Regions from separate parts of the Mus musculus genome. Here region 1 is linked to region 2. Evidence: chromatin loops called from intact Hi-C (ENCODE). Cell type or tissue: left cerebral cortex. All regions are shown on one strand. Each heading gives the region's core, and the rest is flanking DNA. Links, peaks and the distances in the headings are about the cores only. Region 1 overlaps Dpysl2 (dihydropyrimidinase-like 2). Region 2 has its middle 18 kb from the start of Gm24258.

Region 1 (12,746 bases), core at 2,559-10,558, 160 kb after region 2:
GAGATCACATCGCCTCTTAGAGACCATGTCACCTCCTATCTGTCACCCTTCCTCTTCCTGTCACAGTGACAGGTCTTCACTAGCTGGCTTCTTTCTGTACTTGCTGACTTCTGTCATATTTCTTTCCAGATGTGTTTACAGGTCCCTGTAAGCAGTGTTAGGTCCATAGGCTTTTATGACTCCAGTCTGCAAGCAGTGTTAGGTTGACCTCATAGGCTTTTATGATTCCAGTCTGCTGGTATGAAGCAGAGCATCAAAAAAAATTCGTGATTCCTTGAGTGTCCACACGTTTTGTCTTTGGGGGTTAAGGGTTGGGATTTTGGGTTTGTTGTTAATTTTGTTGTTTTAAAGGTAAATTGCACTTTTAAAAATTGGTTGACTTAATATATTTGCTCTTTTTTTTTTTTTACCTGCACTTAGAGAGGAAATTTGAACACCAGAAACCACTTTTTTTTTCTCCCTGTTTATTTGTTTGGATTCTGAGAAACTTGCAGCTCTTCACCATTTACTCCTGATGTTTCTTGTATGGGGCCGTGGCCCTTTTGGTTGTTTTTGGTCATTTTCTTAAAAACACAACACAACACAATACAACACAACAGTTTTAAACCTGAAGATTTCCGCAGTCCGTGTAAGCATGTTTACCCGTTGGCTCGCTTTCTGTGTCTGTTAAATGAATGTCATATGTAAATGCTAAACTAAGTCAACAGTGTCTCAGAACTGAATAACTGCAGTGACTTGATGCTCTAAATCATTGTAGGATTTACCGCTAGATGGTTTTGAACCCTTGAACCTGTGATTGTGACCCATGAGGGGGGACCTTTCAGTGCTAAAGCTGATCATGTGTGTAGCCAGAAAGGTACTTTTTTTCTTTTAATTTTTGTTTTATTTTTTGTAACCACTGTCTTAATGGCAAAATAATTATGGTAAAATACAAGTCTCGTGTTTATTATTCCTTAAGAAGTCTGTGTTATATTACCACGGAACACCCAATAAAGCAAAATGTGGTTGTTTCAGAGGTGTGTCTGTATTGAGACTCCCACAGTGTGTCGGCCTCTCCTCTGACGTGATGCATGGGGAAGCCCTGGCCTGGCTTAGCCTTGGGCTTGGTCCAGCCCATGAGTGCTCACCCCCATGCTCATCCCAGGTTCCTGTGAGTATCCTGGCTACAGGATGAATTCTCAACCCATGTAGTGCCATTCCTGGGGGATGAGGACCACGGAGGCTGAGGATCATCAGTGTCTTAAAACCCCATCCCGGAAAGGCAGTGAGCATCCCGGAGTGCCAAGCCAAATTTGAACCTGGGGTTCAAGTGGGGCCACAGAAGGCGAGGTGGGGTTTTAGTCGAGGTGCTGGGCTTGCTTCTCATGTGTTTACTCTGGGAAATCTTCTCACTACATGGGTGCAGGGGAGAAAGAGATTGCCTAGAGTGTCCCGACACCTCAGTGGAGGTGCTGTCGAAACCAGGACCAAGGCCTAGGCTTCCATCATCAGCTCAGGATGGAGGATGCTGGTGGGGGTGAGAGTCAGGCTGGGTTTCTGGGTATCAGTTTGCACAGTTCCTTGCTTTGAGTGCTGTTGGTTCTGAATGAAGAAGATGTGTGCTTTGGGCATCTTGTGCCTATCATATGTTAGGGATGGTTTACCCCCACCCCACAACATCCTATCATTATTATCACTATTTATTATTGTCTAAACTGTATATGAGGCAACACACAGAATTACACAGGCCCAGCCTGGTGATTCACAGGGGCAAATGCCAAGCATTCCGGAGGGCGAGGAGAGACTGGGTGACATAATGAGATCATCCCTTAAAAAAGAAAAGAAAAGAAAAGAAAAGAAAAGAAAAGAAAAGAAAAGAAAAAGATGACGTCATCCTTAAGGCAAGAAGACAGGAAAGCAGGAGGCCCCAAGTGGCTTAGACCAAGAGATAGCTGCTTGGATCCTTCACACACTCGGCATGACCTATGATGGCTAGTTACAACATTGAGCCTGGTTAAGGGTGAAATAAAAGAGAGTCTGCTTCCAGAAGGAAAGGCCTGGCTTCTTCTAGGAGCCATAAAGTAGAGTGTGGGGGGTGGCTTTGTGGTCAGGCATGTGGGAAGGGGGAGCATCAACTCTTCTTCAACCACGAGGAACCCACGTGAGAACAATGACGACCTCGCATTCATCCCATCATTCCCCAGACGCCCTCCACACAAAGAAGGGCCTGTGCACCTTGTAACTTTCAAGTCCACAGTCTACTCAACCCCTTGGGGGTCAGGTTTTGCAGGATAGACCCCAGAGAGGCCCATGCAGGCCCTGGGAGGTGGTTCTTCTTGAGCAGGGACTTAAAGCGATCCAGGTATCCCAGCTTGAAGTCCATGCTCTGGATGATAGCATCTCATCAACTGTCGGCCACTCCTCTTGAATGGCAAGAGATAAGCTAGAGGAGGGATTTTCCACCATACCTGAAGGTGGCCCAGGTAGCTGGTGGCATGGTTAAGTCCAGTCAGCCATGTCACTGTTGGTATGCTTTAGTCTAGACACATGCATGAAAGCCCAAAGAGGCCAGAAGGGAAATGCTAGGACATATCTAAGTCATGCCAGCTTGGAGGATGTGCTCAAGCCTCACACTGCCCTGAGCAGAAGGCTCCATCCTCAGGCAAGCAAGGTTCTGTAGCCTGCATTCTCTTAGCAGAGCACAGCTGTCTCTTCTCCCATCAGCTGGCATGGGGATCCACTCCACGACGCTACTGAGCAGGAGTGGATTGAGAAAACCTAGCTCTCAGTATGGGACCTGGCAATGGTCTCTGGGTTCATTCCCCAGCTTTCCTCACTCTTTGGTGAACCACAAGCCAGGAAAGAAGTGTGGATGGAGCAGAGCGGTACAAAGGGACACCAGGAGACTGCCAGCAACAGTGTCCCCCATGTCTTTCCAAAGAACTAAACATCAAGAAATGATTTGTAATCACCCAAGGTCTAGATTGGTAGATTGTAGAAGCTGTTGAAGATTGGAGGAGGTTGTTGGAGATGGCATCCTCTGTTTCCAAACAATCTGTTGGTTAAAGGCACAGGGCTGACAGCTAACATTCATTATGACACACCAGGTGCTGTGCTATGTAAGACCTCTGTGCCCCTTAACTGAGCTCATCTTTGCAAAAAGTCATGAAGTAGGTGACATTGGGCTGGCAAATAGATAAGGGAGTGTACAGCTCAGAGTCAAGTCAGTGTCCCAGAAATAAATAAATAAATAAATATATATACACATATACACACACACACACACACACACACACACATATATATATATATATACACACACACACACACACATATATATATACACACATATATATGGAATATATACATATATATGTATATACAATACACATTTATGTAATATAATGTATAACTATTACTAATAATATATTTGCACAATATATTATAATAATATATAATTATTAATAATATATAATATTATGTGTATTTGTAATTTAATATTGCAAAACATGCCCAAGAAGACCAGAAGAAGGTATCAGATCCCCTGGAGTTGTAGTGACAGTTGATTGTGAGCCATCATGCAGGAGGTACTGGGAATTGAACCTGGGTTCTCTGCAAGAACAGCAAGTTCTCTTAACCACATAACCACCGAGCCATCCCTCCACTCTTCAAATATATTTGCTTTTTGGAAGCACTGTTTCCCTAGGTCTCTCAGCCTAGCCTTGAACTCATGATTCTTCTTCTTCAGTCTCCTGAATGCTGAAATTATAAGCACACGCCATTCCACCCAATCCAGAAAATCTAAATGGAGAAAAGAAAAAACGAAAACAGCAAACTGGACTTTCTCGATGTAAAGCCTTATAAATGATCAATTAAGAGAGACAGCAATATAAATAAAGTAGTCAATGGAAAGGAAAGAAGAATTCAAAATGGATCCATAATAGATACAGAAAACACACCCCTCTCTGGCTAACTGTCTGAGAAGCACTTAAAGAGGGGAAGGCTGCATTGCTTAATGCATAAAGCAAGCAACAGGTGTATATCCAATTGCTGTCATCCACGATCTCTTATGAGAATGCTCCTGCTCAGAAGGGTGGGGGCCAGAGGGTGGAGAGCACCAGGGAAACAGACTGTGCAGGTCATCCAGCGTGAGGAAAACATGGGCAAGCACAGAGTGTGTGGGATGACCACACCATACATATTCATACATATGTAGACGCTAGTCAGGAGTCCAGACAGTGTGTACTACACTCAAAAATCCAGGGTAATGGTAACCTAGGAGATGATGAGAGTTGTCAGGAAAGTAGTATTTTGAAGATGTTCAGTTTTACAAAGAAGCTTTGGGAAAAGCGTGATGGGATGGTAGAAAAAAAAAAACGATGTGTATATATACACAAGTTACACGCAATTAATTCCTACAAGGACCTCGGGCTGTAGGTAAAATAATGTCTACGAGAATCCTTTGCAAAAATAATATTTGAAAAGGGCAAAGTGACCTAGATACTAAATGTCTTGTTAGTTGGTTAAGCTTTAGTGCCAGGATAAGGCTAGGGCCCACAGGATGACAGATGAGGAGAGCCCTGAGCAACTGAAAGGGACTGGTGCCCACTGAGTGACAAAAGGGGGAAGCCCTGAGCACCAGAAGAGGGCTGGTGCCCACTGAGTGACAGACAAGGAGAGCCCTGAGCACCAGGAGAGGGATGGTGCCTACAGGAGATGACAGATGATGGGAGCCCTGAGCACCAGGGCTTCACTAATGCTGGAGGAAGCCCAGCTTTGGCTCAAGGCTACACATAGTCTGAAGGCTCATGAGAGGAACACTGTAAGGGCTGGGGAAGACCAAGGGCCAGGGTTTATAAAGTCTTATGATTAAATAATACATGACAGGTTTGTGTGATTAACTTTGACTGTTAAGCCTCATTGCTTTTACAGATACAGAAACTAGCTTTGTCCTAACAAACCCATCGTTCCACACAGGACCTCCAGCCATCTTGACTTGTTCAGTAGGAAGAGAGAAGACAGCTCTATAGTACACCAGCCATGACCTTGTCCATGGCCGATTAGGGTTTGGTTCACTGCTATGTATTCAAATGCTAAATCCTGTATCCCAAGATCTGGTGGCCTCAAGATGAGCAGATTCTCAGGTACACAGCCTTGGTTGTGTAAAGCTTACCTGCAATGACCTCTAATTGGCTAATAAAAGTTGCTGACAGCCTGTAGCTAGGCAGATGGGGCAAAGGTTCCCAGGGTTGGGGTCTCATGTAGGGACCACAAGGGGAGAGAAGGGGACAGGAAGAAGAAAGTCAACATGGGGTAATATGGGCCATCTGGTTGTGAGGGATGGCCCGACGAAGCAAGAGCAGCACAAACAGAACAGATGAAAGTGTTCATGGGGACTTTGTCAGGGAATCAGACAAGGTAGCTTATAGGGTTAATACCTGCCCAGCTGTAAAGCTATAAGGCTGGTTATAAATCGAAAAGGTCAGGTCGCCACAACCATCTTCCAGTAACTCACCAAAATGACGAACACAAAGGGAAAGAGGAGAGGCACCCGGTACATGTTCTCTAGGCCTTTTAGGAAACATGGCGTTGTTCCTTTGGCCACATACATGCGAATCTACAAGAAGGATGATATTGTAGACATCAGGGGAATAGGCACTGTTCAAAAAGGAATGCCCCATAAGTGCTACCACGGCAAAACCGGAAGAGTTTACAATGTCACCCAGCATGCCGTGGGCATCATTGTCAACAAGCAAGTTAAGGGCAAAATTCTGGCCAAGAGGATCAATGTGCGGATTGAGCACATCGAGCACTCAAAGAGCAGAGGCAGCTTCCTGAAGCGGGTGAAGGAGAACGACCAGAAGAAATAGGAAGCCAAAGAGAAGGGCACCTGGGTGCAGCTGAAGCGCCAGCCTGCGCCACCCAGAGAAGCACACTTTGTGAGGACTAACAGAAAAGAGCCTGAGCTGTTGGAGCCCATTCCATATGAATTCATGGCCTAATGTACACAAAGACATAAAGTACCAGTACCAGGAAAAAAAATAAATCGAAAAGGTCTCCGAGTCTTTATTTGGAAAACAGCTGGTTAGAGAATAACTGCTACCATAATGATAAGTTGTATTTATTTTATATATGTGAATACACCTTGGTTGCTTTCAGACACACCAGAAGAGGGTATTGGATCCCATGACAGATGGTTGTGAGCCGCCATGTGGTTTCTGGAGTTGAACTCAGGACCTCTGGAAGAGCAGCCAGTGCTCTTAACTCCTGAGCCATCTCTTCAGCCCATTTCCTGTATTAATATATACATAATTTTAGTCATCATTTTACAAGGATCATATCACACACACACACACACACACACACACACACAACTGAATGTGCTCTGGATGCACTCAAAATCTTTGTTTACTTTATACTTCTTCTAAGTGGACCCCAGATGTAGTGTCTGGTTTTCTTCTCTTTTCCTCTTTCTCTCTTTCTCTTTCTCTTTCTCTCTCTCTCTCTCTCTCTCTCTCTCTCTCTCTCTCTCTCTCTCTCTCTCTCTCTCTCCCTCCCTCCCTCCCTCTCCCTCTCCCTCCCCCTCCCCCTCCCCTCCCCCCTTTTCTCTCTCTCTCTTCCCCTGTGTCTCTGTCTCTGTGTGTATGTGTGCTTACTTGTGTGCACATGTGTGCATGAGCTCAGAAGCCAATCTTGGGTATTGTCTTAGTTAGAGTTTTACTGCTGTGAACAGACACCGTGACCACAGCAAGTCTTATAAAAAAACCAACATTTAGTTGGGGCTGGCTTACAGGTTCAGAGGTTCAGTCCATTACCATCAAGGTGGGAGCATGGCAGCACCCAGGCAGGCATGGTGCAGGAGGAGCTGAGAGTTCTACATCTTCATCCAAAGGCTGCTAGTGGAAGACTGACTTCCAGGCAACTAGGGTGAGGATCTTATGCCCACACTCACAGTGACACACCTATTCCAACAAGGCCACACCTTCAAATGGTGCCACTCCCTGGTCCAAGAATATACAAACCATGACAGGTATCATTCCTCAGAATGTCATCTATCCTTTTTCCTCCCACTTTGAGAGAGGATGTCCCATTGGCTGGGAGCCCTCTGATTAAGCTATGTTTGCTAGGTTGTCCAGCCAGCCCTGAGGAGCCTCCTGTCTTGGTCTCCTCAGCACCAGAATCACAAGGCTTTTTACACAGGTTCTGGGTACTGAACTCAAGCCCGGATGCTTAGACAACAAGCACTTTAGTGACTAAGCCATCTCCCAAGCCTTCCCTTTCTGAGGGTCATCTTGCTTGGCCTTTCCTGTCACTCCATAGATGCCTTTGTCACCCATCTGGAGATGTCTAGGGGAGAAAGGGCTGCTCTTCCTCACCACTCTGTGATGTTGTGCACCCTCTGCTGGGCTGGGAAGAGATGCATCTTTCCTCTTATGTATTAAAATCGGTAATGAGGAGGCTGGGGATGTAGTCCTGGGTGGCTTCATCAAAAGTAGGGACAGGAAGAGAAGGTCAAGCCCTCCGTGGAGCGTAGTGTTCCATCTCACTGGTGGGAAGGAAGACTTCTTTATCCCTCCTACTCACACCTTCCATTCTATGATCTCCAGCCGCATTAGCCACCCATAGCTTTCTTTCCCTGTACCCACAGGATCAAGTGATAGGCGTTTTAACTTTCTGTACAGGTCTCATAATTTTCTCCAACCTAAGCCTTCCCCATGGTCCTGAAGGACTGCCCTGACTATAGCATCTGTGCTGGTTGAATAGGTTTGGACCCCATACACTCATGTGTTTGAATACTTGGCCCACAGGGAGTGGCACTATTAGGAGGTATGGCCTTGTTGGAGTAGGTGTGGTCTTGTTGGAGGATGTGTGTCACTGTGGGGATGGGCTTTGAGGTTTCCTATGCTCAAGCTCCACCTAATGTGGGATCCAGTCTCCTCACGACTCCCTTCAGATCTAGGGGTAGAACTCTTGGCTCCTCCAGCATCATGTCTGCCTGCAAGCTGCCATGCTTCCCATCAGGATAATAATGGACTGAACCTCTGGAACTGAAAGCCAGCTCCAATGAAATGCTTTCCTTTATAAGAGTTGTCTTGGTCATAGTGTCTTTCCACAGCAGTAAAACCCTAATTAAGATAGTGTGTATGAGTGTGTGTATGTGTGTGTGTGTGTGTGTGTGTGTGTGTGTGTGTGTGTGTGTGAGTGAACTAGATCTTACCTTCAGTGAGCTATGGACTTTCTAACAGGTCACGTGATGGTCAATCTCATAGTCAACTTGAGAGGATTTGGAATCATCTAGAAGACATACCCCAGGGGCTCTCTTTGCAGGCATTTATTTCCCTGGAGATCTATTTGAAGTGAGATTACTCATGCTCAACTGTGAATGACAATGATCCTGTGAACTGGAAGCTCAGACTATAGGGAAAAGGGGGAGAAAAAGAAGAAAGACAACTGGGCACCAGAGTTTATTGCTCTGTTTCCTGGCTGCAAGCACCATATGACCAGCTGCCTCCTGTCATCATGCCCTCCTTCCCTGTCACCACAGACTGTACCCTCAAACCATAAGCCCCAATAAACTCCCTTTTCCCCCTTAAATTGATTTTCTCAGGTGTTCTCGTACAGAAACATCACTAATAAAGTCTCCTTCCGATACCACCACCTTTGTACAACAACTGCTAGGGACAGTCACCATGCCAGAAAATGTGGATTGGTGCTGCCTACTTTTAGCCTGGGTCTTCCTAGATCATATAACATGATAAAGATAATTCTTTGTAGGCATGGCCAGAGGGCACAATCGGCAGGATAATTCTAGATTCTGTGTGGTTGATAGCCATCACTAAATATCAGAGATAGGGTAGAACAAAACTAGTGAAGGGAACTCTTAGCGTGAGTCCACTTTTTCTAAATTGCAGTTAGTCTAAATGTATCCACGTTTTCTCAGTTGCTTTTGCCAGGTTATTTTATCACAAAGAAACAACACACTATCTTCTGCCTAGGTAAAAGGTATCTTTTGGCAACTTAATGCTTTGGCTCATGCCTTGAGAAGTGGCCCAACCAGGAGATGATATATGTATCCTCTTCCTATTTTGTAGGTGTTTTGCTTTAACAAATAGAGAGATCCATCTTAAATGATGAGCAAAGGTCACGTTCAATGTCATTTGCTAGCTCAAGAGCTTGGCAGGATGAAGACAATGCCTTGAATTTAGAGGAGAGGGGAGAGGCTTGGTTTAGAGACTTCAGGAGAAAAACAAGAAAAGTCTCAACTGATGGAATCACACCTGAGAGAAAGATGAAGGGTGAGATATGGGTGTTATCGCCTGCTGACCAGTGAGGTGAGTTATTCCTTGTGGTAGACTGAGAGCTCTGAGACCCTGGAGCCAGTTACACATCTCTGTGGATTTCAACCCCAGAGTATCTGCTTGCAATACCGTCCTCTATTCCTCCATTTGTCTTAGTGGCTAATGATCATTTTCTCCTATATACTACATCCCGACCAAAATTTCCCCTCCCTCCTCTCCTCCCAGCCTCCCCTGACTTTCCCCACCCCCAGATCCACCCCCCCTCCTCTGTTTCTTTAAAAAAAGAAAGAGCAAGCCTCCTCCTAGGGATATCAACCAAACATGGTGTAACAAGTTACAATAAGACCAGACACAAACCCTCATGTCAAGACTGGGCAAGATAAACCAATAGAAAGAAAAGGGTCCCAAGACCAGGCAATAGTCAGAGGCACCCTGCTCACACTGTTAGGAGTCCTCCAAGGACACCGAACTATACATGCATGTAGAGGGCCTAGCTCAGATCCAGGCAGGCTCTGTGGTTGTGGCTTCAGTCTCTGTGAGCCTCTATGAGTCCTGCTTAGTTGACTCTGTGGACTGTGTTCTCCTAGTGTCCTTGGCCCCTCTGGCTTCTACAATCCTTCCTCCCTCCCCTTCTGTGGAGTTCCCTTGGCTTTGCCTAGTGTTTGGCTTTGGGTCTCTGTATCTGCTACCATCAGTTGTAGCTAATGATTACATGAGTACTAATAATGTCAACATGGCGAAGAAAGGCAGGTAGTGTGATCTCTAAATATGGGTTTGGAAACAGCCTAAATAAGAGTCAAGCCTTCCAAAAGCTTTTTAAAAAATATTTTTATTTTATGTGTATGTGTGAGTGCCTGCATGTATGTATAAACACTCCATGTGTGCTGGTGCCCAGAGAGGTCAGAAGATGATGTCAGCATTGAAATTACAAGTGGCTATAAGCCACTCAATGTGGGTGCTGGCAGCTGAATCCAGGCTTTCTATAAAGGCAATGAAGACTAGTAACTGCTGAGCCATTTCTCTAACTCGAGTCTTATGTTCCCAGTAAATGACAAAGTTTGAAATGCATGGGTTCCGCCTTGGACATTTTTTTTTTTTTTGCTAAAGTCACTGTGTGTCATTGTTTGAGTGATATTATTAGGAGTCATGGCCTTATTGGAGTAAGTGTGGCCTTGTTTGAGAAAGTGTCACTGTAGGGGTGGGCTCTGAGACACTTCTTCTAGCTTCTAGTCTTCCCCAAGCAGCCTTCAGATGAAGATGTAGAACTCTCAGTTCCTCCTGCACCATGCCTGCCTGGATGCTGTCATGTTCCTGCCTTGATGATACTGGACTGAACCTGTAAGCCAGCCCCAATTAAACGCTGTCCTTTATAAGAGTTCCCTTGGTCCTGGTGTCAATCACAACAATGGAAACCCTAACGGAGACAGTGTGGATGGGCATGGGCTCTGTGGCAGTGCATGGATGTGCAAACCCAAGAGGCTAGAGTGGGCCACTCGCTATACTATGCCAGTGAAAGAGATGTGTAATGGAAGAAGCCAGGTTAGGAGATCTATTGCTGTGGTCACTGTGGGAAGAGGAACGCATCTAGAAGTTCAGCGTTGCCCCAAGTCTCTCATGAAGGTTCTTGAGGTTTAAACTTAGAAGAAGAATTGGGGGAAGGGGCAAGAGGTGTGTATGGTCACCGTCATGCATTGTCTGCCTGGCCACTGTTCCAGTTCAGGTTCTTCAGAATGGTTGAAAGGAGTCCTGATATTTATCATCACGTAGGGGGATCAGTCTGGCTCTTAGGAGATGTTTATTTCAGGATGCAGGCTTGCTCTACTTGATGGTTGTTCTCTGGGAAGTTGTAAGGAGCAGTCTGTCCTGAGAGGTTCAAGGTGACTGAACGTTTAGGATAATAACTGACCCCTGTTTTCAGACTGGAAGGGGGGTGAAGTGAGGCTAGACAGACAGTCCTTAAGTGATTGACATATCCATGTGCAGAGCTATACAGGTAGCCCGAGAGTAGAGGAGTCAGACACTGGATTGCACCCCGCATTTGGTTACCTGATGAGGAGTCAATGCTTTGTAGCAAAAACCGGTCTATGTTCTTGCTCACTGCTAGCCTAGCTCTGAGCTGAGGGTGCAGGATGCTCACGGAAGCTCTCAGCTTTGCCTTCTGAAGGGCGGCGGCCATGTGAGGTCCAGATGAGTTGGCTTATAAAATGTTCCAGGACGCATGCCAGACATAGGAAGTTTCCAGGGGATATCATTAGCCTTTGCTCTCCAGGTCTAGTGGGTGTTTAGCAGTCACATGATCTCATTCTATTTTATATGTGACTATCAGATCCTTGAGGACAGAAACACGTTTTATTCCTTGCCCGAAAGCACTTAACAGTTTCTTCCACTAACAGGTGCTAAGTGTCCAGGGGTTTACCTTATAAAACAGTGTGCTATCGAAAAACAGAAATACTGGCACTTCCCGGGTTTCCAGAATGAGCATCTTAGCCCTCAAGGTCATCCGGAGAACAACAGCCCTTTGCCTGGTGCCTTTAATTTCACTTTCACAGAGACCTGGTGGACAGAAGTGAGAGGTGTTGATTAGGGAATTCAGAACGAATGGCCCTTGGCTGTGCAGTGTGTGCCATTTGCCTGTAGATGGCGGCATTGCACGAGCCTGAGAGGAAGACAGCCAGCGCGCATGAGATTTCCGCTGCTCTGGGGCCAGCAGCTCCTAGCTGTGGGATCAAACAAACAAACAAACAAACAAAACAAACCACCACCACCAACAAAACAAAACAAAAAACTGGCGTTCAGGGACCTTGTTTGATCCAGAACTGGGTTGTACAGCTAAGAAGTCATCGAATGCATCAAGCCGTTTGGCTCAGAGTCTCAACTTGTTCTCTTAACAGGATGCATGCAATGCTACTAAGAATTTAAATGTAGGTGGGAAGGGGGGATTGGGATGGAGCCAAGAAAGGGAACAACATGATCAAAAATATATGGTTAAAAAAATTGTTAAGTGGCAAAAATGGTTAAGAACTGGTGATGTCCTGTGGCCACATATTCTCTCTCCCCTCCTTCCTTCCCTCTCTCCCACCTTCCTCTCCCCTCCTTCCCCCCCCCCGTCCCCTTCCCCTCCCCTTCCCAGTCTCCCCTCCCTCTCCTCCTTTCTCAGTCTTCCTCCTTAGTATCCCCCTTCTCTTCCTCTGTCTCCTCTCTTCCCCCTCTCCCTCCTTATTCTTTTTCCCCACCCCTCTCCTTCCTCCTCTTCCCTCCCAGTATTTTTCCGGTTCTTTTGAGCTGCACTGGGTCTTCACGCTTGTGTGGCAAATGATTAACCAATGAGCCGTCTCTTTTGTCTCGTAATGTATTTAATTTTTTTTCTTGGTCACCTAGCTGAGGAAGTTTGTTTGTTTTGGTTTTTTTTTGTTTTTTTTTTTTAAGTAAATTACTGTGTCTCATTTCTTTGAACAGTATGATTTTGAA
Region 2 (12,746 bases), core at 2,346-10,345:
AAAATGGAGATGAGCTTCTAAGAGTGACTGTTCAGTGTGATGCAAGTTGCCCTTATTCGTGAGATTTTCTGTGTAAATCCACTAAGTAAGAATGCCCTTTGTAGCCGGGTGGTGGCGTTTAATCCCAGCACTCAGAGGCAGACAAATTTCTTGGGTTCAAGGCCAGCTAGTGTACAGATAGAATTCCAAGACAGCTAGAGCTACACAAGGAAACCCTGTCTCGAAAAACCAACCAACCAAGACCCAAAATAACAACAATAACAACTCTTTTGGAAATATTTGTTCTTGTGTTACTATTACTGTCACTATTAATATTACTATTATGTGACCTGAGGTGGGGGGAGCTGAGTTTGGTCTTTTGTGGCCTGCTTTGTGTGTGTGTGTGTGTGTGTGTGTGTGTGTGTGTGTGTGGTGGTGGTGGTGGTGGTGGTGGTGGTGTGTGTCTGTATGTGTGTGTGTAGGTGCCTGTCTACATGTGGAAGTCAGAGTTCAAGCCTGGGCCATTCCTCATGACTTAGCCATTCTGGGTTTTGGCAGGGTCTCTCGCTGCTCTGAGTCTCACCAGTTAGGCTTGGTCAGCTTGCCAGTAAGCCCCAGGGATCCACTTGTCTGCCTCTCTGGAGCTGGGATTACAAACACACACCAGCACTTCTGTTTTCCTATTATTTGGGCTCCTGGGGGTGAACTCGGGTCCTTGTGCTTACGAGGCATGCAGGACCAACAGGACCATCTTCTCAGCCCCTGTGGGCTTACTATTTCCCAAGATCCCTTTTAGAGAATAAGTGGGTGTCTTAGTCAGGGTTTCTATTCCTGCACAAACATCATGACCAAGAAGCAAGTTGGGGAGGAAAGGGTTTATTCAGCTTACACTTTCACATTGCTGTTCATCACTAAAGGAAGTCAGGACTGAACTCAAGCAGGTCAGGAAGCAGGAGCTGAGGCAGAGGCCATGGAGGGATGTTCCTTACCAGCTTGCTTCCCCTGGCTTGCTCAGCTTGCTTTCTTATAGAACCCAAGACTACCAGCCAGGGATGGCACCACCCACAAGGGGCCCTCCCCCATTGATCACTAATTGAGAAAATGCCTTACAGCTGGATCTCATGGAGCCATTTCCCCAACTGGGCGCGGCTCCCAACAGAAGCTCCTTTCTCTGTGATAACTCCAGCCTGTGTCAAGTTGACACACAAAACCAGCCAGTACAGTAGGCCCCTACCACAGCCAGTTTTTACTCCGTTTTTGCAGCATCTTTGCCTGCCCCTGTGTCCTCGTCAGCCTTCCCACTTTAATGAGACTTTTATAGTAACTGCCTTCTTATTTCTGGATGGTGCTCCATCTGGGGCCTTGATGATCCTGAAAGACTGTTCTTCTCGGGGCCAGCTGCTCCCTAGAGACAATCCAAAAGGTTTGGATTTCAACTTTCAAACCAGTTGATCCAAAGTCCGTATCCCCATCACCCAGTGCCCCCTCACTGGTGGTTATCCAGCTCTGCCCTAATCATCACTAGGCCAGGCCCCAGGCAGCAGTGGACAAAGCTGCCAAGGCTTGCCAGTCCTCAGTGCGTGCTGCTTTTCCCACTTAACCACAGTAAAGCTCCCTGCCTCCATTTCTCTCTGCCTCCCGACCAGATGGCCCCCGGTGACATGCTGTGAGGGAAAACCCTTCTTCTCAACAGTCATTTCCTCTCAGTCACGCTTCCCAGGCCATGTTAAAACAAGTAACTTATGGCCTGTCCTCAGTTTGGGCCTTGGTAATTCCCGTAGCCTCCTGGTGGTTCCTGGCTCCTGGCCACCAGGACCCCACTTGTGAGCCAGAAGGCAAACCTGCTGCCTGACTCCTGGTTCTTTCTCTTTTCATTTTGTCGAATGCGGCTGAGAACCACACTGGCGGGCACAGCATCTTTGCTCAGGATGCTCGGTTCCCTGTCACCCCCAGGCAGGGTATCCAAGAGGATGGGCATAGTTTGATCATCGCTAGATCCTGATTTAAAACAAAACACCCCGGAGTTTAAAGTGAGAGGGTACCAGCACAAAACTGGAACCGTAACACAGAACGTCCAAGTCATTAGAAGAGCACCGTAATCTGACAAAAGTCAGAAAAGAGGGAGAGAAAAGTACAGTAAGAATCAAACATAAAAGAAAATTAGGAATGTGCTAACCACACCAGGAATCTCAATAAATGGAAGTGAGGTTAAATGTTTTCTTAAATGCCTCTCTGAAATCCAAGAGTATCTGGCTGTAGAAAAAGTCTACATCACACATGACAAGGTACCTCACATTATCATGCATCAGAATGTCACATGGTACCCCATAAGTATGTACCCTATAATTTATATTTGTCAGTTGATGGAAGCTCGGTGTGAAGCTCAGACGAAGAGTTCTTAACTACGTGGGCACAGCTTTGGGGTTTCCCCAGCGTGGCAAAGAAATAAATATAAAAAATTTAAATTGTATGAAAAGGATCTTTTAAGGAAATATTGTTCAGACCGGACAAAAATAGAATTCAAGATTAAAATTACAAGTTTTTTAAAAATCTATTTTTAAAACTATACCTCCTGGGGCCATGGAGATCTCTCAGTGGTTGGGACACAGGTTCTCTTCCAGAAGACCAGGGTTAGTATATTCCCCAGCACGCCCACTGTGCCTGTCATCTGTAACTCCCATTCCAGGGGATCTGATGCCCTCTCTGGCCTTGGGCACCCCTCCGTATGCACACGCATACATACACATAAATAAAAATAAATCTTTTTTTAAAAAAGAAATTGATCACCAGATATCAAAGAAAATCTCAATTCTAAAAATGCAGGATGATCACAACCAAATAACAGCAAGTAACAACGAATAATAATGACAATGTCCAGAGTAATTTATGAACAAGCCTATAAGAATTCGTAGTGTTTGCTTCTTGTAAAAAGAGTTGGAGGTAAACATGAAATTTTTATATTTAGCCACACGAATGAGAGATTGTCTTGATTTTTTTATTAGTGTATACTTTTGAGTTGTTTAAAGTAACAAGTATATAAAGCAACAAATGAATATGAAATAAAAGCTCCTACCAATTGACGGGGCAGGGGGACTTAAAATTGAATTACTTAGAAATAAAGTCACGACAGTTGTTACATATCAAAACCTCTGCTCAAGGGCAAAACAGTAGCCAGTGCACTTATATAGTCCGAAGCACACAGACTAGGGAAGAACAAAGCTGCCTAAAATGTAAACAGAGACCAATCCTGAGAAAAGATAAGGATAAGTAAGGATAGCATTGAAGGGAGACGAAACTGTTATTTTCTACTGCAGTAAACGTCCAAGAGAAGCTACTGAGCCAGTAATCCAGTGAGTAAGAATAAAACAGTGGGGTGCTCTTGCTCCTCCTGCTGGCGAGGATGTGTAGGGGAAAAGGCCCTTGCTTATGTTAAGAGGGCAGTAAATTGCTTTATCACAGAGAGCAGTCAGGCTCTGCAGGTTAGCCTGTTGTCCATGGACAAGTAGCCTCACCGATAGGTCCTCTAGAGCAAGACTTTCATAAGTGCTGTTAAGAAGAGTCTCCAGTCTCTGGATGGCCTGTCCTTCAGCTCTGTTCCATACTTTGTCTCCATATTTCCTCCTGTGAGTATTTTGTTCCCCCTTCTAAGAAGGACTGAAGCATCCACACTTTGGTCTTCCTTCTTCTTGGGCTTCATGTGGTCTGTGAATTGAAACTTGGATATTCTGAACTTTTGGGCAAATGTCCAGTTATCAGTGAGTGCATACCATGTGTGTTCTTTTGTGATTGGGTTACCTCACTCAGGATGATATTTTCAAGTTCTATCCATTTGCCTTCGAATTTCATGAAGTCAATGTTTTTAATAGCTGAGTAGTACTCCATTGTGTAAATGTATCACATTTTCTGTATCCATTCCTCTGTTGAGGGATATCTGGGTTGTTTCCAGCTTCTATTATAAATATGACTGCTATGAACATAGTGGAGCATGTGTCCTTATTACAAGTTGGAGCATCTTCTGGGTATATGCCCAGGAGAGGTATTGCTGGATCCTCCGGTAATACTATGTCCAATTATCTGAGGAACCACCAGACTGATTTCCAGAGTGGTTGTACCAGCTTGCAATCCCTCCAGCAATGGAGGAGTGTTCCACTTTCTCTACATCCTGGGGGTCCATCCCATATTCAGTCACCAAACCCAGACACTATTATGCTATTGTGGATGCCGGGAAGTGCTTGCTGATGGGAGCCTGATATGGCTGTCTCCCGAGAGTCTCTGCCAGAGCCTGACATACAGGGGTGGATGCTCGCAGCCAACCATTGGACCGATAGAGGAGTTGGAGAAGGGACTGAAGGAGCTAGGTGCAGGGGTTGGGGGATTTACAGCCCCATGCAGGGAGCAACAGTGTCAATCTGCCAGATCCCCTGGAGCTCCTGGGGACTGGACCACCAACCAACACATGGAGGTACCCATGGCTCTGGCTACATATGTGGCAGAGGATGGCCTTGTTGGACATCAGTGGGAGGAGCAGCCCTAGGTCTGAGGGAGTTGGATGCCCCAGTGTAGAGGAATGCCAGGGCAGGAAGGTGGGAGTGGGTGGGTGAGGGAGCACCCTCATAGAGGCAGGGGAGGAGGGATGGGATAGGGGGTTTCCAGAAGGGAGACCTGGAAAGGGGATAACATTTGAAATGTAAATAAGGAAAATATCTAATAAAAGAATATATATATACACACACACATATATGAAGAAGAGTCTCCATGGAAGCTGGGTGAGGCAAAGAATTGGCATGAGACCAACGGCATCTAGCTAGGGAGATGGCTCAGTGGGTTAATCACTTTCTGTGCAAGTGTGAAGACTTGAGTTTGGATCCCGGTACCCACACAAAGCAGGACACCACAGTGCTTCTGTAATTGAAGAACTCCCAAGGCAAGATGGTAGGCAGCCACAAGGGAATCCCTGGAAGTGTGTGGGCCAGCTAGGCACCAGCGAGCAAGCACTGTGTATCACACAGTGTGGAAAGTATGAACCAACCCCAAGCTGGTAAGTGATCCTCACACGTGCACTGTGACATATCACATGAAGTCACACACAAATATGCATGCACATACATACGCGAATGTGAGTGCACACATACACCCGGCAAAGGGGGGGGAGTGTACACAAACAGGAAGACACAGGTAACACTGAAAAGAAACTAGGCTGAGACGCACAGGGGCAGGAGGCACAGAGAAGAGCTTAGCAAGCAGTGGCCATCAGCAGAGAAAACTCTTGACTTGACAACCCTCAGCCAGAGGTTAGCAGGTAGGTCAACTCCCAGAGTCACCTATACTCTATACCTACCTATACAACCTATATAGGTATAATACTCTATACCTACCGCTGACCTCGGCCCAGGGAGATCTGTACTTGGCGAGTTGTGAGCCATGAGGACGGGGTCTCGGCTTGAACATATCTCAGCGCTGTGGTTGCTCTCCCACTGGAGTGTATACTCAGGATACACCCCACAGCTAGAACATGAACTACCCCAGGGGCTGCTTACAGTCAGGCTGTCCTGGAGCACAGACACCTGCTCAGCTCCCACACTGCAAAGCTACGTGTGGCCAGCAGAGGCCCCCAGTGTACAAAGAAGGCAAGCCATAAAGAGGAGGCGACTCCGGGAGCCATCAGATCTGCAGGGTAGTGGCTCAGTAGAGGCAATGACTGCAGAAAGGGCAAAGTGCACAGTTGGGCTGATGCTCCTCGCTAGTTTCTTCTTTCCTCTTCTCCCATTTTATTTTTAACTGTTTTTAGTAGTATTTTTACTTTATTGTGTCAAAACAATTAATACGTGGTTTTATTCTTTATGCCCTTTTATAGCTCAATCTTGTCAATTCACTTTTCTTTTCCAAGTTAAAAAAAAGATTCCCTTTTTTAAAAATTTTATTTTATGTGTGTAAGTGTTTTGCTTGCACTTATGTCTGTGTACCACATCCATGCCCATTGGCTGTGGAGGCCAGAAGAGGACATTTGGAGTTATAGATGGTTGTGAGCTGCCATGTTGAGAATTAAACCCAAGTCCTCTGGAAGAGCAGGAAATGGTCTCAACCATTGTGCCATCTCTCCAGCCCTCATGCAGTTTTTTCTTGTTACTGGACAAATTTTTTACCCCACTCCCAATTCTCAAAAAAGTTTATTTGAGTCCCCTGCTGCAATACTTACGGGCAGTTTCTCCCTCTCACACAGTTATAACTGCACAGAAAACTATGTGCAGAATAGAATCTTAGCTCCCCCCCCCCCGCCCGCCACAGCTGTTTTGACTTATCTTATTAGTTTCATTTTTTTTTAAAATCTAGCATTTAAAATTTTTATTCCTCTTCTTACATGGGTGTGATTTTGTTTTTTAAGCTTTCTAATTACTGGGAGATCTTATGCTAATCTGTTTTTATCATCTCTTACTCCTCGTTCTTGCTCTTCAAAGCATTCTGCTCTGCTTCGTTTCTCTCTTCCCTCTTTAACTTGCTCTCCTGTTGTCCTTCCTTCTTTCTACGTCTTTCCTTCCTCTCATTGACTGTCCCCGCATTTGCTCTAACTTTCTAACCTGACAGCTCATTCTGCATTGCGTTAGACATTTCCAGGCTTAGATCAGTTTTGGTCCTGCTTGGGGCTCTAACTGCTTTTCAGTCATTCTGTATGTTGCAGGGTTTGAGATCCTTGTTACAATAGTTTTCTTTCTTTGCTCTGAGCAGCGTTGGGGATTCAGCCCTCTAGACTAGACTGCTCACAGGAAGATTCCCCAAAAAAGCTGGAAGAGAGGTCCCACTAACAAAGTCACAGGACAGAAGCGTGTGGAAAAGCCAGGTAACATGACCCTTCAAAAGAGCCCAACTCTCCAGTCACTGAATTCAAAGCCACCAAGGTAGGCAAGAGACACAGGTTTCAGACGTTTACTTGTAAGACTGACCAGTGACTCCAGAGGATACAGACAACAGGTGGGCTGAATCCAGGACCCAGAGAAGACGGTCAGGCTCATGGAAGGAAATGTCAGCAAATGGACGAGAGAGTCAGTATGTATGCACTAGTTAGCAGCATGGCAGGAAAATTCAACAAAGAACATTAGAGTCTGAAAACAAAACAGAAGTGTTGGAAATGAAAATTTTGAAGGGGGAAAAAAACCAAAAAAACAAAACAAACCAACACAGTCACTCGTGGTAGACGAACATCCTGAACCAAGCAGAAGAAAGAACGTTAAGATGGAGAATGGAGGGCTGGAGAGACGGCTCAGCGTTTAAGAGCACTGATTGCTCTTCCAGAGGTCCTGTGTTCAATTCCCAGCAACCACATGGTCGCTCACAACCATCTGCAATGGGATCTGGTGCCCTCTTCTGGTTTGTCTGAAGACAGCTACAGTGTACTCATCCTCATAAAATAAATAAATAAATCTTTTTTTAAAAAAGAGATTTGAACATTTTATTTAAAAAAAAAAAAAAAATGGTGGATGGAGTTGAGGAAATTCGGAGTTCAAGTGTCAGCATCCGAAAAGAAGCTGAGCTGTGATGAAGCGATCAGAGACAGACCAGCCTACAGGAGCTGTGCTAAAACCAGGAGGCAGAGTCTGCTCAGTAAAGTCAGAGCGGCAACTTCCCGAACTAGACAAAGAGTGGACGCCCAAACGGTGGCATTTAGAGCCCAGACCAGAGAGCCTCTCCACGACCTACCAGGGTTCAGAATCCAGCATGCAAAGCAAAGACACATGTGAGGCGCTGCAAAGGAAACTGCCAACAAATCCTTGTAAACGCTAGGAAGGCAGTCCAGTGATGTGCCCAACCGGCAAAGCACCGTGGCCAGACCCAAGCCTCCCTAGGACCCACGGTAGGAGAAACCTGACATCAGAAAGTTAGCTTCCGGGCATGGTGCGCGCATGCGCATACACTGAGTCTGAGCGAGAATGCGCCTCTCCTTTCGCTTTATGGGTTCTAGAGCTCAAACTCAGGACATCAGGCAAAGTGACAGCACCCTTACCAGCTGAGTCTTCTTGCCAGCCTTGTTTTTCATGAACAGAACAGGGTCTCACTGTGTTGCCAAGGCTAGACTTGAACTTCTGAACACCACTGATCTTCCTGACTCCCCAGAGGTTGGGAATCTGGGCAAACACCCCTATGTCTGGCCTGTTGGTAACATCTCGCCTTAATAGTGTACATTGTTTTCCACTTATGGGCCAATATCGGCGCACCATCATTTGAGCTTCATAGTTTTACATTAGGTCCGTGCTGCGCTATGCCGGTTTGCTGGGTCTTGACAGATGTGTGACAACAATTGTTCATCATTACAGTGTCATACAGAGTTGTTTCCCTGCCCTAAAAACCCCTCCAGTGCACCTGCCGTGCCTACATCTCACCTCAAGGCCGTGCCACGCCCTGATGGTTTATTGTTCCAAGGTTTTGCCCTTCTGGACAGTCCCTGTGATAATAGACTCAGACATTGTAGGGTTTGTCCGTTCACTTCCCCTTTTTAGTGAAATAAATACACCCCCTGTAAGCATCTGTGTGCAGCTTTGTGTGTGGACATGGTTTCTAGCAGATGTATCTGAGTGTGACTCCTGAGTCGTGCTGGGTCGGACTGTTTAGTTTTGTACAGAGCTGCAGAGCTGTCTTCAGGCCAGTCTTCCTCAAAGCGAGCAGCAGAGGAGAGAGCTCCTGCCGCCCCACCCTTGCTTGTGACCGTCAGAACCTTGGATGTCAGCCATTCTAAGAGGTGTGTGTACCCTGGTCCCTGCGGTGGCTTCCATCTGTGCCTCCCTAGTGACGTGTGACGTCTCGCAGCTGCTCCCACGCACGTTTGCCATCTGCCACTCTTCATAAGACGTGCAGCCCAGGTGACAGCTGGGGGCTCCTGGCCCCTCAAAAGTCAGATAAGATTTATTAAATCCTGTATTCCAAGCCTGTGAAAGTGCTAATGCCGCCCAGAGAGAAATGAAGGCTAGGAGAAGCTTCTAGAAGTGGAGGCATTCACCACACTTACGGTTTCTGTGGAACACGTGAGTGCCTTCCAGTCGGCATCATGTGGTCTCCAGTAGGTGGGGCAGGTACTATTTATTACTATTATTCCTTGAAAAATGGAACTGCTGAGGTAAATCATTCCAGCTTGCAGAGGTGGCCGAGTGAGACATGAGCACTGGCCTCTTGTCACTCAGACAGACGGGCCTTAGGCTGGCAGAGTCCACCTCCTTGTGGAAAACTGCTGAAGCCAGTAAGTATTGCAACCACCATTTTGGTTTCCTTCCTTCCTTCCTTCCTTCCTTCCTTCCTTCCTTCCTTCCTTCCTTCCTTCCTTCCTTCCTTCCTTCCTCCCTCCCTCCCTCCCTCCCTCCCTTCCTTTTCTTTTTCTTCTTATTTTTAACATTTATTTGTTTATTCATTTTGTATGAGGAAAGGAGCCGTGAATGTTTGTGGAGGCCAGAGGACAACTTTTGAGAGTCAGCTCCCCTTCTGCCCTGTGGGTTCTAGGGAATCAAGCTCTGGCAAGCAGCCTTGGGGGGGGGGGGCACTGCCCTTGCCTGATGACCCTCAGCTGACATTGCCAGCTCCTCATTTTTATTTTTATTTTTGAGGCAAGATCTTGCCCGGGTCCTCCTCAAACTCTATTCTCCTGCCTCAGGCCACTGCCTGCTGGTGTTACAGGCTTAGGCCTCCACCCCTGGCTTGTGTCACGAAGGCCTTTAGCATGTCTAAGCTGCCCACACAATCAGGAAGTAGAAACTGAGTCTCACTGAATCTAGGAGCTTGGTTCCAGGCAGAGCTGGAGTCTGGGGCCTCCCCAGTCTCTCCTGGTGGAGCTCTGGAAAGATTCAGCATCTTGGCAGTTCAGGAAGGCTCGGCATCCATCACTGGCCATGTATGCTTGTCAGACACTGAGCCCCTGTAGAAAGCAGACTTTTAAAACTTCTCATGCTCTGACAACTCGCCTGAGTCCTTGATGCCCTCCCTGTGTGAGCCAGCTGCCATCAGATAATAAAGAACACCCTTGGGAGCGTGCCCTTCCCATACACACCAGCCATGCCTGACACTTCCTTTATGGGACTCTTACATTTGAGGGCACCATTCTTCCAGCCTAGCCACTCATAAGCAAGTGCCAAGCCTGCTGCATGCCTGTCTGCCTCTCCGTGTGTCCCTTCTGCCTCCCAGCCTACCTCCTGGCTACACCGCATGGCAGTGGGGGGCACCTTCTTGCTTGGTACTGTGAACAGCAGCCAGATCCCTGTCTGTTGACCCACTATGTTTTGCTTTTTTTTAATTACGTATTTTCCTCAATTACATTTCCAATGCTATCCCAAAAGTCCCCCACATCCTCCCCCTCCCACTCCCCTACCCACCCATTCCCATTTTTTGGCCCTGGCGTTCCCCTGTACTGGGGCATATAAAGTTTGCCTGTCCAATGGGCCTCTCATTCCAGTGATGGCCGACTAGGCCATCTTTTGATACATATGCAGCTAGAGTCAAGAGCTCCGGGGTACTGGTTAGTTCATAATGTTGCACCTACAGGGTTGCAGATCTCTTTAGCTCCTTGGATACTTTCTCTAGCTCCTCCATTGGGGGCCCTGTGATCCATCCAATAGTTGACTGTGAGCATCCACTTCTGTGTTTGCTAGGCCCCGGCCTAGTCTCACAAGAGACAGCTATATCACGGTCCTTGCAACAAACGTTTGCTAGTGTATGCAATGGTGTCATCATTTGGAGGCTAATTATGGGATGGATCCCTGGATATGGCAGTCTCTAGATGGTCCATCCTTTTGTCTCAGCTCCAAACTTTGTCTCTGTAACTCCTTCCATGGGTGATTGTTTCCAATTCTGAGAAGGGGCAAAGTGTCCACCCTTTGGTCTTTGTTCTTCATTTTCATGTGTTTTGCAAATTGTACCTTATATCTCGCTATACTAAGTTTCTGGGCTAATATCCACTTATCAGTGAGTACATATCATTTGAGTTCTTTTGTGATTGTGTTACCTCACTCAGGATGATGCCCTCCAGGTCCAACCATTTGCCTAGGAATTTCACAAATTCATTCTTTTTAATAGCTGAGTAGTACTCCATTGTGTAAATGTACCACATTTTTTGTATCCATTCCTCTGTTGAGGGGCATCTGGGTTCTTTCCAACTTCTGGCTATTATAAATAAGGCTGCTATGAACATAGTGGAGCATGTGTCCTTCTTACCGGTCAGGACATCTTCTGGATATATGCCCAGGAGAGGTATTGCGGGATCCTCCAGTAGTACTATGTCCAATTTTCTGAAGAAACACCAGACTGATTTCCAGAGTGGTTGTACAAGCTTGCAATCCCACCAACAATGGAGGAGTGTTTCTCTTTCTCCACATCCTCGCCAGCATCTGCTGTCACCTGAATTTTTGATCTTAGCCATTCTGACTGGTGTGAGATGGAATCTCAGGGTTGTTTTGATTTGCATTTCTCTGATGATTAAGGATGTTGAACATTTTTTCAGGTGCTTCTCAGCCATTCGGTATTCCTCGGGTGAGAATTCTTTGTTTAGCTCTGAGCCCCATCTTTTAAGGGGGTTATTTGATTTTCTGGAGTCCACCCTCTTGAGTTCTTTATATATATTGGATATTAGTCCCTTATCTGATTTAAGATAGGTAAAGATCCTTTCCCAATCTGTTGGTGGCCTTTTTGTCTTATTGACAGTGTCTTTTGCCTTACAGAAGCTTTGCAGTTTCATGAGGTCCCATTTGTCAATCCTCGATCTTACAGCACAAGCCATTGCTGTTCTATTCAGGAATTTTTCCCCTGTACCCATATCTTCGAGGCTTTTCCCCACTTTCTCATCTATAGGTTTCAGTGTCTCTGGTTTTATGTGAAGTTCCTTGATCCACTTAGATTTGACCTTAGTATAAGGAGATAGGAATGGATTGATTCACATTCTTCTACATGATAACAACCAGTTGTGCCAGCACCATTTGTTGAAAATGCTGTCTTTCTTCCACTGGATGGTTTTAGCTCCCTTGTCGAAGATCAAATGACCATAGGTGTGTGGGTTCATTTCTGGGTCTTCAATTCTATTCCATTGGTCTACTTGTCTGTCACTATACCAGCACCATGCAGTTTTTATCACAATTGCTCTGTAGTAAAGCTTTAGGTCAGGCATGGTGATTCCACCAGAGGTTCTTTTATCCTTGAGAAGAGTTTTTGCTATCTAGGGTTTTTGTTATTCCAGATGAATTTGCAGATTGCTCTTTCTAATTCGTTGAAGAATTGAGTTGGAATTTTGATGGGGATTGCATTGAGTCTGTAGATTGCTTTTGGCAAGATAGCCATTTTTACAATGTTGATCCTGCCAATCCATGAGCATGGGAGATCTTTCCATCTTCTGAGATCTTCTTTAATTTCTTTCTTCAGAGACTTGAAGTTTTTAATCATACAGATCTTTCACTTCCTTAGTTAGAGTCACACCAAGATATTTTATGTTATTTGTGACTATTGAGAAGGGTGTTGTTTCCCTAATTTCTTTCTCAGCCTGTTTATTCTTTGTGTAGAGAAAGGCCATTGACTTGTTTGAGTTAATTTTATATCCAGCTACTTCACTGAAGCTGTTTATCAGGTTTAGGAGTTCTCTGGTGGAATTTTTAGGGTCACTTATATATACTATCATATCATCTGCAAAAAGTGATATTTTGACTTCATCTTTTCCAATTTGTATCCCCTTGATCTCCTTTTGTTGTCAAATTGCTCTGGCTAGGACTTCAAGTACTATGTTGAATAGGTAGGGAGAAAGTGGGCAGTCT

The links. Peaks named below come from ENCODE experiments on the same cell type or tissue, not always from the same donor. Only the 100,000 strongest peaks of a DNase experiment are listed, where the experiment ranks them.
Region 1: it touches region 2 in a loop (7-fold over the local background); 7 of 42 quality-filtered maps call a loop at or near these places.

What each region holds. Positions count from the first base shown.
Region 1 is chr14:66,791,131-66,803,876 of GRCm38, reverse strand. Dpysl2 (dihydropyrimidinase-like 2) reads left to right here. Exons shown (of 14, transcript NM_001378767.1): 14 at 1-1,013. It also overlaps the pseudogene Gm9130. Among named protein-coding and RNA genes, the nearest start is that of Gm5464, 71 kb to the left of the region's middle. In left cerebral cortex, for the core only: a CTCF peak has its summit at 7,384 (motif pointing left); a DNase peak (open chromatin) is centred at 7,372.
Region 2 is chr14:66,946,149-66,958,894 of GRCm38, reverse strand. No RefSeq gene overlaps it. Among named protein-coding and RNA genes, the nearest start is that of Gm24258, 18 kb to the left of the region's middle. In left cerebral cortex, for the core only: CTCF peaks have their summits at 3,366 (motif pointing left), 5,577 (motif pointing right) and 7,334 (motif pointing left); DNase peaks (open chromatin) are centred at 5,578 and 8,708.